Regions from separate parts of the Mus musculus genome. Here region 1 is linked to region 2. The links are chromatin loops, found by intact Hi-C in ENCODE. Cell type or tissue: left cerebral cortex. All regions are shown on one strand.

Evidence for each region. Hi-C counts contacts between places; a loop is a spot of excess contacts. Peaks named below come from ENCODE experiments on the same cell type or tissue, not always from the same donor. Only the 100,000 strongest peaks of a DNase experiment are listed, where the experiment ranks them.
Region 1: it touches region 2 in a loop (7-fold over the local background); 38 of 42 quality-filtered maps call a loop at or near these places.

The regions. Positions count from the first base shown.
Region 1 is chr4:102,652,310-102,660,309 of GRCm38, forward strand. No RefSeq gene overlaps it. Among named protein-coding and RNA genes, the nearest start is that of Gm24869, 81 kb to the right of the region's middle. In left cerebral cortex, a CTCF peak has its summit at 4,406 (motif pointing left); a DNase peak (open chromatin) is centred at 4,397.
Region 2 is chr4:102,226,030-102,234,029 of GRCm38, forward strand. It overlaps a transcript of Pde4b not described here. Among named protein-coding and RNA genes, the nearest start is that of Pde4b, 25 kb to the right of the region's middle. In left cerebral cortex, CTCF peaks have their summits at 815 (motif pointing right) and 3,074 (motif pointing right); DNase peaks (open chromatin) are centred at 338, 830, 3,104, 3,343 and 1 more place; H3K27ac peaks cover 1,609 bases.

The DNA.
Region 1 (8,000 bases), 430 kb after region 2:
TAGAGCACTCTTGGATTTTGGCTGGAATTATTTCTCATCCTTCAATATACATACTTTACCAAAAAGTCAAGAGTTGTTGCTACCTCCCACTAGTTTGGTCCAGTCAACATAATGCCAACAGTATAATATACTACTGTGATTAAAAAAAAAAAAGCACTCAATATCCCTGTGAACCAAGTATAACACAGGCTGGAGAATTAATATCACCTCAAGGTAAACCGATAAAGATGTACTGCTGGCCTTGGTAAATGAAAGAAAATTGTTTGGTGGTTCTTATGGACAAATATGGAGAAAAATACATTTGAAAGATGTTGAATAAAGGCACACAGGTACCAGAAGATATGGTAATCTGCTCAAATAGTGAAACCACATCTGGTGCAGCAACTGTAATCAGAGTCATTACTTGATAATCAGCTGTCATTCTCCATGACCTATTGGTCTTCCACTCAGGCCTTACAGGAGAGCTAAAAGGAGGTCCAGTGGAAATTACCATCCCTCCATCTTTCAAGGCCTTGCTGGTGACATTAATCTCTAAAATCCTTCCAGGGATGCAAGATTTTTTTTGTGTTCGTTATCTTCCATGTAAAGGGAAGGTCTAATGTTTTCCATTGACTTTCAACTCTTATTTCACAGGTGGATGAACCAATGTGCATTTTCTGATATTTTTTATCACTAGTATGCAGTCTATACTGGAGAAGTAGCCACAGACTGAGTTTGGGGACATACCATGAATCTGATGTTCTCTGAGGTTCCATTGATCATTTGACCTCCATAAGCCCTACCTGGAGGACCTTTTTGTGGTGTTCCAGAATCAATGCCCATGCAGAGCTCATGTTCAACAGGTTCCCAAAGGTCTTATTTATTTTCCACACAGTTACTCTAGAAAAATACTGTATGGCTCTTTACTTTTAAAAGGGTTGTAATAAAACTTATAGTAATTGCAGCAAGGTCCCTCTTGAAAAAGACATGCCATACTCTTTATTTGAATGGTTTTGAGTCTGTAAACTTGTCCAAATCAGGAAATTTATTGATGGGCCATGATTTTTCTTTTGCTATAATTCGGGATAACTTTTGTTATTCACCCATTCTGGAATTTTCTACTTCTGCAGATCAAGCAAGGACTAACTTAGTATCCTTCATATCTATTTCATTTCTCAGAGCACTGTGACTAACTAATGCCAAAGGTATACATATGTCAAACCATTATAAACATGACTTTGCCTGTGTTGTAACATTCACACTGCCAACTCAGCCCTTGCTAATCTAGGTTCCTAATCATGCCATGATATTTTAATTATTGAAATAGGCAGCTGCAGCACCCCACTAGAAATGTCTGGCATACACCAAAAGTATTAAGCAGTAGTAATGAGCTCTTTAGATACAGCCTGGTACTCATCTTATGAGTTTCTTTTTTTTTCTTTTCAACACTGCTTATGCTATAACATTATCAATTTCTTCTATTCTTTTTGGTGTGGGTATGTTGTGTAACATTTTCCTCTAAGATTGAAACATTCCATCCTGCAAGAGACTTCCTTAAGGCAGAAGACAAACAACTAAATACAGTTTAGGAAGTCCCTAAAACTGACTGGGTTCACTAGGCCCTTCCTTCTCAGAGTAAGGAATAGAAACTGTTGAAAGTCACTGTCAGACAATCGAAGCCACAAGGAAGACTCTGAGATCAGACTGGATACCTAGAAGAAGCAGAAACTAGCCATGCTGCCTGGAAGAGGTTTAGACCAATGGAGTCACTTGGTAAGAACACTCTCCAGTCTTTTGAGCTGCCTACATCTATGCAATGTGATCCAGATCCCCAGTATTCCTGAGTTGTTACCCATCCTCGGATAGGCTTTGGTGACACTGCTGTTTTTGAGTTATTTCTGCTCCTGTAAGTACCCCCCATATTCCTATAAGTAATCATAGTAAAACTTAGTTCACAAAGTTGGACTTTGCTGATATCTATACTTTCTTTGTCATGGGCTTCCTGTCTATGATGAGTAGATGTGTGTTGGTCTTCTAGAAAAAAAGTTTTGTCATACAATGTGCATGATTGGGGGGAGGGCTATTATTCCTCAGCAACTTTGCTATTTAAGAGAAAGTCTTTTGGTTGGCCTAGAACTCATCGATTAGTATAGGATGACTGGTCAGTACACTTCTGGGATCTGCCTGTCTCCACTTCCCCAGTGCTAAGATTGTAAGTTGCATGCCGTGGCACACATAAATATAGTTTCCGGTGATTAAACAATGAATGCTTCCATGCTAAGTGCTTTCCTGAGTGACCTGTCTCCCAGCCCACAAATCTGTTTTCTATCCTTTTATCAACAAGACATCTTTTGGGCCCTCGTACTGTGGAAAATAGGCTTCAAATAGCAAATCCTGTCCATCATTCTATCGTTTCTGAGCCTTTGAATCCCATGATCAACCTTAAGCCAAGACATGTCAGTCATGCTCAATTCTTTCATAGTACCCGTCTTTTGATGCAGTCTTTAAGTCAAACATATAAACTCTTAGCCCCTTTTAAAACTATGTCTGCTGCATCAGTAAAACTGGAACTCTCTGCTCACTGCTCATGTATCAACAAACTGATCCAGCCTGTGTTTCTTCCATCATCCTCCCACGTGCTTGATACTCATTCCCACAAATATTCTCCACATGTCTGTTTGTGTGAATTAAAAAAGTCAAGTTCTTTAAGGGTATAATGCATCTCCTCATTGGTTGCACTCTGTTCCTTACTTCTAGGGTCCCAGTGAGCTCTAGGTCTGGTTGTAGGTCTAATACTATAACCAAACCTAGGTTATAGGTCTAGAGGTAAAGGTGAGTGGTGAAAATGGGCCCTTGATGTGTCATAAGCACTTTCAGGCAACAAACAAACGTGACTTTAGTCTCTGGGTGGTGTCAGCACCTCCAGGAAGCCTTTCAAACCAGCCAGCATTAGGCTTCTTCCGACTTGTCCTAGTATTTTATCCCTTTTACTCTCAAAACAGTTGTGGATAAACTGGTAGCCTTCCAATTATACATTTGCCTCTCATCTCCCGAGATTTTATTACAGACCTCTCTATGTCCCCAGAGTCAGCACATAATGAACTCTCAGAACATACTTGATAGTTTCCCATCATCTTCTCACTTGCTCTCTGCCCCCTTCTCTGTGCATTTTGTTCCTGCCTCTGTGCACAGCCTGCCCTAGCGTGGTGAGTTCTCACTCAAGGGCCTTGACATTCAGGATCTGTCTGCGTACTTCCTCTTGCTCTCTGTAAGAAGACCGTATTTTCTTCTCTATAATTACACCTAGTCCCATGTAATCTCTGGGTCTCTCCAGTCCTTCCCCAAAAGCGCTTGCCTGGCGTGGTGACTTGATTTGGGTCAAGAAGCCACAGTTAATAGTGACAGCAAGAAGACAGAACCAAAAAGAGCAAACGAAGAAGGGTTTCAGGTGAGCACGAAGCCACAGATTGCTGATTTTAGGCTGGTCTGGAACCCCACAGCCTCATGGTATGCCTGTGAGCAGGCAAGAGAGAAAAATTCAGCCATGTAGCTAGGGAGCTTAGAACTACAAAAGTAAGAGCTGGAGGGGGCAGCAGGGAAACTGAGCTGCATAGCTTGCTTAAGTCTTCTTCTAATGAACAATTACTTTTCCAAGAAGAAAACTAGAACAGACCCCACCCCAACATAGAAGAACTGAATTTCAAAATAAATGAAAGACGTGGTTTTGCTTTCATTCCCCTTTCACATACTTGTCATCCAACCACTAACTCACATACCCACACCTCCACACCACACTCACATAACACACACATATACACATATACAACACACACACACCTCCATATACCCATACCATACTCGCATACCATACATATATACACATATACAACACATGTACACACACAGAGACACAGACATCCATACACCCACACCATACTCACATACAAAACACATTCATTACACATCCAGACACACGCTCACATACCACTGCCACCACTAACATCCCACCTTGATGCTTAGAATGGTCTCTGAAGATTTCTTGGCTTGTTGATAGTCAAGTTTGAATATTTCTACTTAAGAAAAATCATGCATGAGTTTATTAAGAATGGACCCAAATCTGAGAGTCACTGGTTTCCTTGTTTTCTAATAATTAATTTATACTACCACCCTGGTCAAAACCGAGAAAACTTATTCTATAGATACGTCTGTCTTCCTAGTGTCAGGGCTGATAAACCACCTCAGTGTGGACCTGACTTTAGGAGGCATGTCACTGCAAAACTTTGAAAATGGATCTAACTTTGCTCAGAAAGGAGAAACTGTATAGCATCCACACTGAGGTTGTTTGTAAAAATTAAGACCAAAGTGAACCTGCTTGGCAGGCCGGAAAGGAAGCCCTTGTTTCTGTGTGCATGAGTGGTTTTACACCACCATCCAGTGGCAGAAAAGCAATATTGCACCTAAAAATGGTTCTTGTGTCCTGTCTTTATTTTTAATTCTGTCTTCAGTTCCGAGAAGACAGATTCTTCTCCTTCCTTCTTCTATGACCCACAGTGACCTCATCATCTCAGAGTCTTAAAACGTACAGACTTAAAGCCTAGTGTCTGTATGTGAGTATTTTTTGAGGGGGGAGAGAGCTTTGAAAAACCTTCCTGGATGATGAACCCCCAGTTGACAGCAGTCTGAGAAAGCTAATTCCTGAGTGCTAATTCTGGCTCTTCATTTTACCTTCTGTTGTTATTTTTCTTTTGTTTTTTTTCTTTATCTGGCAGTCGAGATCAGACCCAGAGCTATGGACATGCAAGGCAAGCACTCTACTCACTGAGCTGCATCCTCAGATTTGGAGTGTTGGGGATCAAGGTGTTGCTATGTGACTCAGTCTGGCACTGACCTCATTATGCATCCCAAGCTGACCTCAACCTGGCAATCTTCCTGCCTGGACCTCCCAATACTAAGATTATAGGCAAATAACCCACATACTGTTGGAGAAAACATCAGTGATTAAAAAGCACAAAGTATGGTGCCTGAAGAGAAACCATATGTCCAAGTCCAGAACAGCAGACAATAAGCCAAACTTCTTTACTTCCTCTTTATTATGATTCTATTTTCTAAGTGGCAACCACACTTGCGATGGGTGAGATTATGTTTTGTTCCTAAAACGCGGAGAAGGCGCCCTTGCCTGTCACCCTGGGTGACCTGTACGGGCCACACAGCCAGCTGTTAAGACAGCTTCCTCTTTGATGTCGCCTTTGGATGTGTTTCTGACTCTAATTCACAAACTTCCAGATTAAACTGAGAAAAAAAAAATGTCTTGCTTTCCAGTACAAAGTTCTAATCATGTCTTTGTTTTTCAATTGCTGAAGTAATTTGGAATAAGTATTCATTGTTTATAATGGAAGTGTTATTTTATCCCTAGCCTTTGTTTCTCTTACTGGAAAAATAGAGTGTGGAGGGAATGGCCTTAGAGAACTAGAAGGTGTCTTACCCTTCTAGAACATGGAGGCAAAATTCCTTAGGATTCTAGACTATCAAAATCCTTAACCTTTAACTTGTCAAAGGTACACACACACACACACACACACACACATATATATATATCAACTTCTGGGAGAATGGTATATGAGGAAAAGGGTGTATTTTATAGGACCTTCCAGGTGAAATATCATCAAATGAATAGTTATGTTAATATAATAGACATGATTTTAGTGTATTGATGCATTTGTGGGAGTGAAGGAAAATAAATCTATGAACTAAATAGTGACAGTTACAGACTAATGCATTGTGAGTTATCAGTGAGCCTGAGGAGGCTTGACTGCCTGGAACTAAGTATTGATGTCACTCTGCAATTGCCACCCAACTAGGGTTTTAGATCATACAACTTAGATCCAATAGTGTAGTCAACAGCTTAATTAAATAAACACAAGAAATACAGAGAGAAAGAAATGAAAATCTGGACAATCTCAAAACCCACAGATATGAGAATGTCCTGATAAAGAGTTCAAAAGTCATGTGTAAAAGAGTAAAAGAGATTAAAAAAAAAAGAGTAGATAATACTAGCAAAAAAAAAAAAAAAGACAAGAAAAATATAAAAACATCAAGGCAAATTCTAGAAAGAGCTACATAAAACTTATAGATTACAAATACAAATAAATGAATGAGCCAACAGAGAGAGCAGAGCTGAAGACACAATTATAGAATTGGAAAGCAACTTAAAGGAGCTACCTCTCACAAAGCTCAAGTGGTATAGGGATGAGATAAACTCTCTCTGGGCCCTCCAAAGGCTCAAAGATGGAGTCTATGAAATATATTGACACTGAATTATGTGACTTATAGATGTGAGTGTGGGGATTATAAGACTCAAGGAATTCCCAGCCTGACTGAAGTTTTTAAAAAGGTTTCTAGTTACAAAACAGAGTGGGCTTAGGCATTCTAGCAGAGAAATAGCTACAAGTTATGCAAGTGCACGATGAGGAAGTGGGAATGCTGAAGATTGCCTTGCCGTGCAGAAGTCTCTTGGGCAACCAACCCTGTTTTGGAGAAGCCCTGGGATGTAACCTGTAACAATGTAGCATTGGCCTTCTTTTGTGAATCCATCTTCTTTTGTGGGTAGGATTTTAAAGAGGGATTATATGGAGACCATGCTCCCTTTGCAGAGAGTTATTTTTGGGCAGATCTTCAGAGAAGGCTTTTTCTTCTGATTCGGCTCCCTTTGAGTGATGGACAGGAAAGTTAGGGGGGGGGGTCAGAGAGACTATAATCATTCTTTACTCAAAGCACTTATTATGTCCAAGTGCATACTTTGATGTGTGCACTCGATACTCTGCACATTAGGGGGACCAATAATTGTATGTATGAATATATGACTTAGAGGCATAGATGGAGGGAACAAATATGAGCATTGTTAGAGTCCCGTCAGAGGAAGCTGGTTGCACACATGCAAAGGGACAAAGTGATGTGGGGGTTAAGAAGGTAACTTCTCAACAATGAGCTTGCATGAGGAATGTAAGGGTGAGGACAGCGGAACTCTGAGTTTGATGAATTATGTCCTTATCTTTACAGCAGATCCCAGGAAACCTGGGACTCACCAAACAACAGAAAAATATAAGAATATAGATCTGTGGATGTGTTTAAAAGGTAGAAGTTGTTAGACTGGCCTTTGGAGGGAGCAAGAGACATGGAAAGAATATAGTCCATAGCGGTGGGCTCTGGCATGTCAGATTATGGGTCCCTGGTACATTTTCCTTTTTTTGTTTGCAAAGCTCTACATAAACAGCTGTTAGTGTACACTGTGTAGGGTCATATAAATTTTATGTACCTTCTTAGGACCTTCAGATGAGTTACGAATCAAAATAAACATAAAACAGCTTGAAAGAAGAAACCCAAATTACACACACAGCAGTGCCATCTAAGCATGAGACTCAGTCTGGAGGCGGCGGCGTCAGGCTGTATATGCATATTGAGTGTATGTTTGGGATAAGAACATATGTGGTGAATAAAGACTGGCATGTTAGCAGCTAAGAGTCTCTAAAGTGATAAACACCCTTTGAGGAGCAGTTCTTCTCAGCAGAGGGACCTGTAATTAGAAGAATCTCCTTTATAAATGTGAAGTCACCTTACTACCACTACATCTATAATTTCTTACAATAACTACCTAGCAATATATCAATGAGTACTTTCAGGGGCAATAAATCCTGAGCTACCATGGTTTCCTAAAAGTACTATAACAAAATGCCACAAGCTGGATAGCTTAAAATGATAGAAAGTTATGGTATTATGTTGAAACTAGAAGCCAAGTTATGAACAGACCATATTCTTCCCTGTAAGCCATAGAGAATATTAAATTCTGTGTGCTTTTCCTGGTTTCCAACATTACTGGAAATTTCTACCACTCTGACCGCTGCCTTCATCATCGTGTGGCTTTTTCTCCCTGTGAGCTTGCGGCTGTGCCTCAGCTCCTCTTGAAGGGCAGGAGTCATGTGGGGGTGCATCTTACTTCTTAATATCTGCATTTTAACAAATTACAT
Region 2 (8,000 bases):
TAATCTGATAGGATAACTGTTTAAATGGGGGGGGGGTGCCACGCAGAGGGTCAGACACATGGAAAGGCGTATGTTCTGTGATCAAGGCATATGTTCTGATGATCAAGGCAGAGACAGGAGTGGCACAGATACTGCAATAGGTACCAAAGGTCCATGGGCAGCACCAGGAGCTAGGCAGAGGCAGTAAAGGAGTTTCCAGAATTTTCAGAGAGTCTTGGCCTTGTGGATGCTTCCATTTCAGACGTCTGTCCTCCAGAGCTGTGAACAGTGTTAGAAAATAAATAGACATGCCTGGTCCACTCAATCAGCCTGGATGTTTGCTTCCAGATTCTTCCATCAGGGACTGCCTTCAGTAGCACGTTCCTCACAGTAAGTGCATGCGATGATGGGTGTGAAGAACCTACATCCTACTCCTTTAGTCTCAGCAATGGTATGGAGAGGAAGATTGCAGTGGGCACAGTATCTATGAGCAGAGACTCCCAGTCCTTCTGGATTTTATGCATTCATCCCCCCATTTAAGTAAACTCATTGCATCTGCATTAGCAATAAATATGATGTACATGTGCCCTCTATGATGGTAATTTCAAGCCAGCTGTCTTCAAAACACTATAAAGCCATGCCTGCGAGTAATTAAAATGGTTCTAGGATGGTTTCTCTAGGCATGGGGTAAGCTGACAAATGAGAGGCAGATAACTCTTGTGATGTTTGTATCACTGATGCTTTTGACTCTTGGATCCCACTTCTGATTGTGAGCATGCTGTTCAGTACTTCATCTGGAAAAAGTTACCTTTGTAATTATGTAGATAGATAAGCAAATAAAGTGTTTGCCTGTTTTATTTTCCAACACTAGAGGGCAGCATGGTTGCACTGTTTATTTCCTAGAGCCTCAACAAAGTTGTGTGTGTGTGTGTGTGTGTGTGTGTGTGTGTGTGTGTGTCTTTAAATGCAGGGGCTATTCATCACTTACATGACATTCATTTTCATACACAATGCTAAAGCATTACCCTTTGATGAGCTTTTATTCACATTTCAGGTTTGCTTTATTGTTCCTGACTGTAACAATTGTCCAGTTCTAAGCAGATGACTAGGTATGCCTGTGTTTTATAGTATTCGCTTAGATTGCACTTTTCAATTATGCTCCGGGGACGTAGAGGGGAGGTGGGCTGCTTGAACATCCAGGATGAGCAACTCACAGTGCGACTGAGCTTCCTATCAGATATGTCACACGTGTCAGCAAGAGCCGAAAACGGCGGCCAGGTATTCTGGCAGGTTCCAAGGAAAGAATTTATTTGAAGGTGTGGTGTAGAGATTCAATATTAGCAATAATAAGTACTGTTGTAGGTTACTATTATCCTAGAAGATTCAGCCTTACTTATGGTTTAGAAAACTTTTGAAAAGTAGATATTATTTTCTTCATTTTTAGGGATGGGAAGGAAGGCAGGAACTTGGCTCGTTCATCTCTTGACGTTCATCTCAGTGCAGCACCGGTGACCAAAAGACATGCTTTCCCCACTACTCCACACTGCCTCTCCACCATCAGTATAGGTCTGAATTCAATGACTGAATGAGACAGTAATGTGATTCATTCAAAAGTCCCCATCTTCTAATACATCGAGTTCATGGCTTTGGCTTCCCTAAGCATAATATGATGCATCACGTGTGCCGTATTTTATTACTGCATCCATGGGTGCACTACTTATGTCTTTTCTCAGGGCCTGGAATGCTGACCTCAAGAGAACTTTGCAGATGATCCCGGAAGACTGCTGTACCTTTTCAGAGCTACAGTCCCACTGTTCCCTTGAATCAAGAACTTGAGTGGGGTACTTGCTTGTAACTTTAATTTTTTTAAGATCTATTTTTAACGGTGGTTCTTAAACGATTTAAACTCCTTTCTAGCTCACCACCCTCCAGAGATAGTGGAAAAGAAAGGATACCCGGGAAGTGGACCTGTTTAAGAAGGGTTCTTTGGAGCAACTCCCGTCTGTATTGTTTGGAAATCCGCAGTTCAGTTCACAGGTCAGCAGCAGCAGCTTGATCCATTTGCAAACATTTCACAGATACACCAGCAGTCCAGCTTGGCAGAATTGGGTTAGCAACAGCAGTGATGTGATCTAGCAGAGATAGCCAGGCCTCCGCCTGGCACAAGTCAACAAGAGGGACCAGGAGGAACATCAGGAGAAGTTCTTGGCTGTGCCTCTCTCAGTAAAGATCAGTGCAGACTAGAGACCAACAAGGGTTGCACAAGCTAGCTCCATAAGCAAGCCTAGCTCTGCCTCTGTCACTGGTGGTTGAGTCCTCTTTATACGTCCTCCAAACCTCCTGTGTCCTCCATGAGTTTTGCCTCAGCATGTGAGTCTGTCTCAGCTGACATCACTTTCCCAATCAGCCTGAGTCCAAAGAAGTAGCAATAAACTGTAGCATACCACCAGAACTTTTTTGGTGTATTTCTCTGTATGGTATCCTGACAAATGCAGTTCAACTATGCAATGTAAGATGGACCAATACATGTGTGTTGTTAGCAAAGAATCCTTCATCACGTGTCCTTTCATGTGCTTGCTTTAGCAGAACATCCTCTCTCCTGTGTCTGCTTCAGTGAAACGTTCCTTCACGAGTCTGCCTTAGCCTTTCATGTGTATCCACTTTAATGAAACGTCCCTTCATGTGTTTGCCCCAGCAAAACACCATTCAACGTGAATGATTTTCCAAAAACCCTTTAAAGTTTCCACTTCAGATTTTAGTCTCTCATTACTGTTTTCTGGTTTTGGGGCATTGAACAAACTTCCTCAAACTCAAAATTGTCATCTTTAAGGGAAATAAAGGTAAAAATAAATGTTGTTTCTCAGGACTGTGAAGGATATATTTGTGTATATATGTGAATATGCATATATTTTACACACATGTACACTTACACAGAGAGATAGACAGATAAAGAGAGACAGGCACATACAGAGCAAGAGAGTGAGAGAGACAGACAGACAGATGGACAGACCGACTGACAGAAATATTTTGAGAATATTTTAAACAAAGTGCCCCCAAACTCCACTCAAAAGCCTTCTGCAACTTTGAGCAGTGTCCCCGGAGGCCACTAGGTGTCTCTAGAAAGCTTGAAGTTAGGGAAGAAGAAACCAAAAAAAAAAAAAAAAAAAAAAAAAAAATCTACTGAACAGACTTCACAAACTGAAGCTCTGTGAAATCATGGAGTCCTTGCAGTCACTCCTTCCTCACTCTGAGGGAAGCTTCCAGTTCAGAGCTGCCTGCACTTTTGATTTACCTAGTTATCTCAACTCAGCAAGCGTCGATTGGGTATTTGGATGCACTAGGGAAGTAGCTGCTGTTGTTAAGGGCATACAAAATATACCGTTACAGGCACTACAGACTGAGTGATGAGAAAAAGAGAGACTAATGTTTTGTCCCAAAGCTTCTCTGCCAAGATGGCATATGTAGAACATACCAGCCGTATGGAGAAAGTATAATGATTGCCAAGGAAAAATAAAGCCTGCAGGTTAGAGATTAGGGAGAGCCACTTTCTGGAGAGACACAGAAAGCTGCCTTCGAGGAGGTAAAAACTGAGCAGAGATCTAGATGAGGTAATTAATGAGCCACTGAGAGACTCACAAAAGTAAAAGGGACCAGAAAGTCAAGGGCTTTCAAATGAAGGAGTGTGCTTGACATGTTTGTAAAACAGAGAGGAGGTCAGGACAGTCCATGCCAACTGTAGGAGGTTTCTATATAATTCGCTGCCTCTTGAGAGATAATATTTATTATAAAATTATAATTTTATAGTTCTTCCTTAATCGGCATTCATAATCAGATTAATGATAGTAATTAGTACTTCCAGAGTACTTTGCTATCTGCTAGGTTCAACCCTACAACCTTGACAAGTAAATGTAACCGCTTGCTGTCGTTCAGAGACTTTAACAGCAGCTCTCTTTCGGCAACACCCACAGTGAGCTGGTTATGTGGTACTTTCATTTCCAAGTGCAGGTGCAGGGTCATCCCAGGGATGAAAATGCATAAGCATGCGGTGCGGCTCCTCGAGTCTCTAAGAGGGATTCTGTGTACTGTGCACCATGAAGGAAAGGCTTGGTTTCATTTAGGGAGGAGGATGACAGTGGAGGCAGAAAGAGCATCGACTTGCAGAAACAGAGGCATGGGAGCTCAGATGAGCACGGAGTACACAGGAATTGGTCTGCAGTTAGTTGTGACTGAGTGTCTGTAACAGACAATATCAGAGTTTGCCCCTTCTCTACTGCATAGGGAGGTCTGCTTCTGCAATGTCAGATGCCTTCCAGCGATGCCTGATTGGGCAGAGGTGGAAACTTGACCCAAATGTACTAAGGGACGTTTGCCTTATGGGAGTTATCTTAAACATAGACCGTGTGACTGGATAACATTTTCTCTTTCAAGCCTGGAGCAAGTACTGAGATTTGCTATTCCATGCAGGTACTCAAAGCAAGCAGGTTACCCACAGTGGATGTTCAAGAAGTCATTTGAGATACTCTGGAAACCGATTAGGGGGGATCCACTGAAATAGAAATCTAGAGCAAGGGAAGATAAGAACCAGACTGAAGTACTATAGGGTCTAAACAACAAACTGGGGCAGGAGGTCTGTAGGTTCTATTTCAATTGGTTTCCACTTCTTTTGCCTCAGCCAAGTTTTTAATTGGGTTCTACATTTCCAATAAATGTATTTAATTCAAAGCCACATGATAGGCTAGTCAGCCATTTAAAGCCATATTTTTAAATAATATTCACTGCTATGAAAATGTGTCAAGACTATATCACTCTTAAGTTAAAATAAGCTGTAAAATGTTATGATAATACCAGGAATTTCAAAATTCAGGAGAGTGCTCTAGAGCCCAGAGAGGGCAGAGTACTGACTTAGGATATGATACAGAAGTGTCTTGGAACCAGAGGCAGCCCAGGGTAAGGTATCTAGGGAGGGAGAGCCATAGTAGACAGCCATGGGGGAGGGTTCAGTCAAAGATGTATTGACCTAATGCTTGTTGTTGCAGATAGCAGTGGACCCTTAGAGGAAGCCAAGAGACAACTTGTAGCTATAAATAGCATTCCCACAGAGGAAAATGACATCTCGGCCCTTCCACAACTTAGTCATCTCTTGAACATTGTACAAAGAAAAGTGACCCAAACAACAACAGCAAAAAAAACCTCAACAAACAAACTAACTTGAGAAGTGCATGTCCTACAGCAAAAACAACAACAGGAAAAATGGAGACAAGGCATTGCCAGAAATTAGTAACCTCACAAGTTTCCATTGTGTTCTGTTCAGATGAGCTCACTCTTAAAGGGACAGTCTTACATAATTTTCTACAAATTATAAATGTATGTGCTATATTTTTTAGTAGGGGCATAGAAGATAAGACATGAAGTTTCTATACTTTTATTTAGAGATAGGCTTTGGAAGGTGAGCAGGGAAACCTGGAGGAATGAGAACAGCCGGGGCAACGTGAATTGATGCTTGCTCAGAAAGTAAAGGTATCCTAGCCCTCTGCAGAACAGGGAGAACAAAGCTTTGACTGTCCAATTAATTAGATCAGCATTGCCTGATCTGTGGTTACAAGACTTAAGAGAGATTGGTGCGGGATCTTTTCTCAAAGAGTCACAAAGCATGTACTGTTGTCAGAGTGAACGCAGTGCAAAGGGATGCCTCTTTGGGATAAACACAGACACATTTTATAAAGAAAAAACAAATCACATTACCCACTTTCACAGGCCTAAAAACAAAATGGTGATGAACAGTTCCAAGGACATGATTGGGCCTCTTCTCTTCTCTTCTCTTCTCTTCTCTTCTCTTCTCTTCTCTTCTCTTCTCTTCTCTTCTCTTCTCTTCTCCTCTCCTCTCCTCTCCTCTCCTCTCCTCTCCTCTCCTCTCCTCTCCTCTCCTCTCCTCTTCTCTTCTCTTCTCTTTTCTTCATTCCTTTTTTTAAAAAATTGAATGTCCCTTTCTCCCAGAAGTCTAAAATTCAATATGTTTACAGAGTTTATCTGGCAAGAAAAATTTTAACAATGGAAGTTGTGAGTTACACTGGTCCCCAAGTACTGAATCAAGCTTTCCACAAACACATTTCCACTAGGCCACAGGTGCATCTTATGTACTTGTTACCCCGGGATTTAATACAGTTCCCAACACAAGAGGCGTGTATCAGGAGTGCACACACTTGACAGGGAAAGACACTTTCTTGCCTGGGTGTCTCTTGTCTGTTTGTGGACAGAATGGCCTGATGGGATGAGGTTTGAGCTGAGAGTCTGTGATCTGGGCTCTAGCCACAGATGTTCTGTCGGCAGTCTCTGCTTCTCCTTTGTGTGGCTCTATGTACTTACTTATTTACATCCTTGTTTATTTATTGTATGCATGTGCATGCCACAGCAGGTCCAAAGACAACTTTAGGGAATTGGTTCTCTACCATGTGGGTTCCTAGGATTGTACTCATCGCCTAGAATAATGACCTTTGAGGTATGGGAAGTTGCTCTTGTTAGAGAAGCCTCTAGTCACTATCTGATTCTTAGATGAGACAGAGGGATTTAGAAGGACAAAATTAATAATTTTCATTTCATTGTTGTTATGGTTTGAGTATGTAACGTTTATCACAGATTTGTACAATAACTATTAGACCCTGATTTGGGAAATTGCAGAATGTCTACTAGCTGGAAGATATGATAAATAGCACTAAAAACACACTTATGGATTTTAAATGGTATAAAATAGGTTGTTGTTTTTTTTCTTTAGATTTTAATGGCATCGTAAGTAAGCTTCACATTACACTTTAGATATTTATTAACATTCCATTTATACATTATATTTTATAAACAACCATAATTTTTAGTGTATCACAGTGAACTGACCTTGGAAAGAATATTTTGATAATACATGAGTCAAGTATCCAATCTATATTTACCTTTTACATGACATTATTAAATGCTGTTACCAAGTTTTAATTAAAAAGTAATTATATGAAAATATGTATTGTTAGAGCTTGTCACAATATAGCTGTTTTTATTGCATTAATCTTACAGTGTGGACACAAAATGATATTTTTAAATACCTTATCTAGTTTTAGCTGAGCAGTGTCTCCAAAGAATGGTCTACAATAGCCATACGTTTAGTTTAGAATGAGTGAATTTATTAATCCAATAGAAAGCCAGAATTTAGAAAAAGAGAGCAAATAGATGGATAGATGGATAAATTGATATAAAAAAAAATCATCAAATTGTGTGTTTGAACCATCCAATCGAAATTAATTAGGGCAGCTCTGTCGAAGCAGTCAGTTGCAGCAACTTAAAGAGAGATTACTGGGCAGAGCAAATGTCCCCTTCAGTGAGACTTCCAAATAAAAGAGCAAATAACAGCAGAGATGATGTCACCAAATCAGTTGCTTACATTATCCAGCATAATTGTACAGGGGAAGCTAAAGCCACCAGCTGAAGATCCTGAATAAACCTCTCCATGGCTAAGCTAGCTTCCCATGGTTATCTTCTAGGTTCTCTTTACCAGGGCAGGTATCACTGTGCAGGCTTAAACAATGGTGTGACCTCTGTTGGAAATGTGTCACCTTCTAGTTTTTCTCAAAGACACAGTGCTTTAACTCATGGCTACTTGCTATTCTCTTCCCTTCTTGACACAGAGTTAAAGAGAATCCTTACACACATGAGCCTTGGAAGACACTATGATATAAGCATGTTTGTAGCTGAAACAGCAGGATAGATGACCCTATTTCCAGAGCCAGCTTCTCAGTGAGCTCAAAGAACACATGGCAGTTTACCAATACAGGAAATCTTACAACTTCCTATCTTTCCAGTGCATATACAAGGGGACGTTCATGGTGTTGTAACAAGCAGTTCCAGTCTCATAGACACTTATTACATTATAGATTTTCTTCTTGCTCCCACTATACATTCTTCTTGAGTATGCATGACATAGAGCATAAAATTCATTAGGACAAAGCAAGTCTTAGTTACATATATTAAGATGTAATGTAATG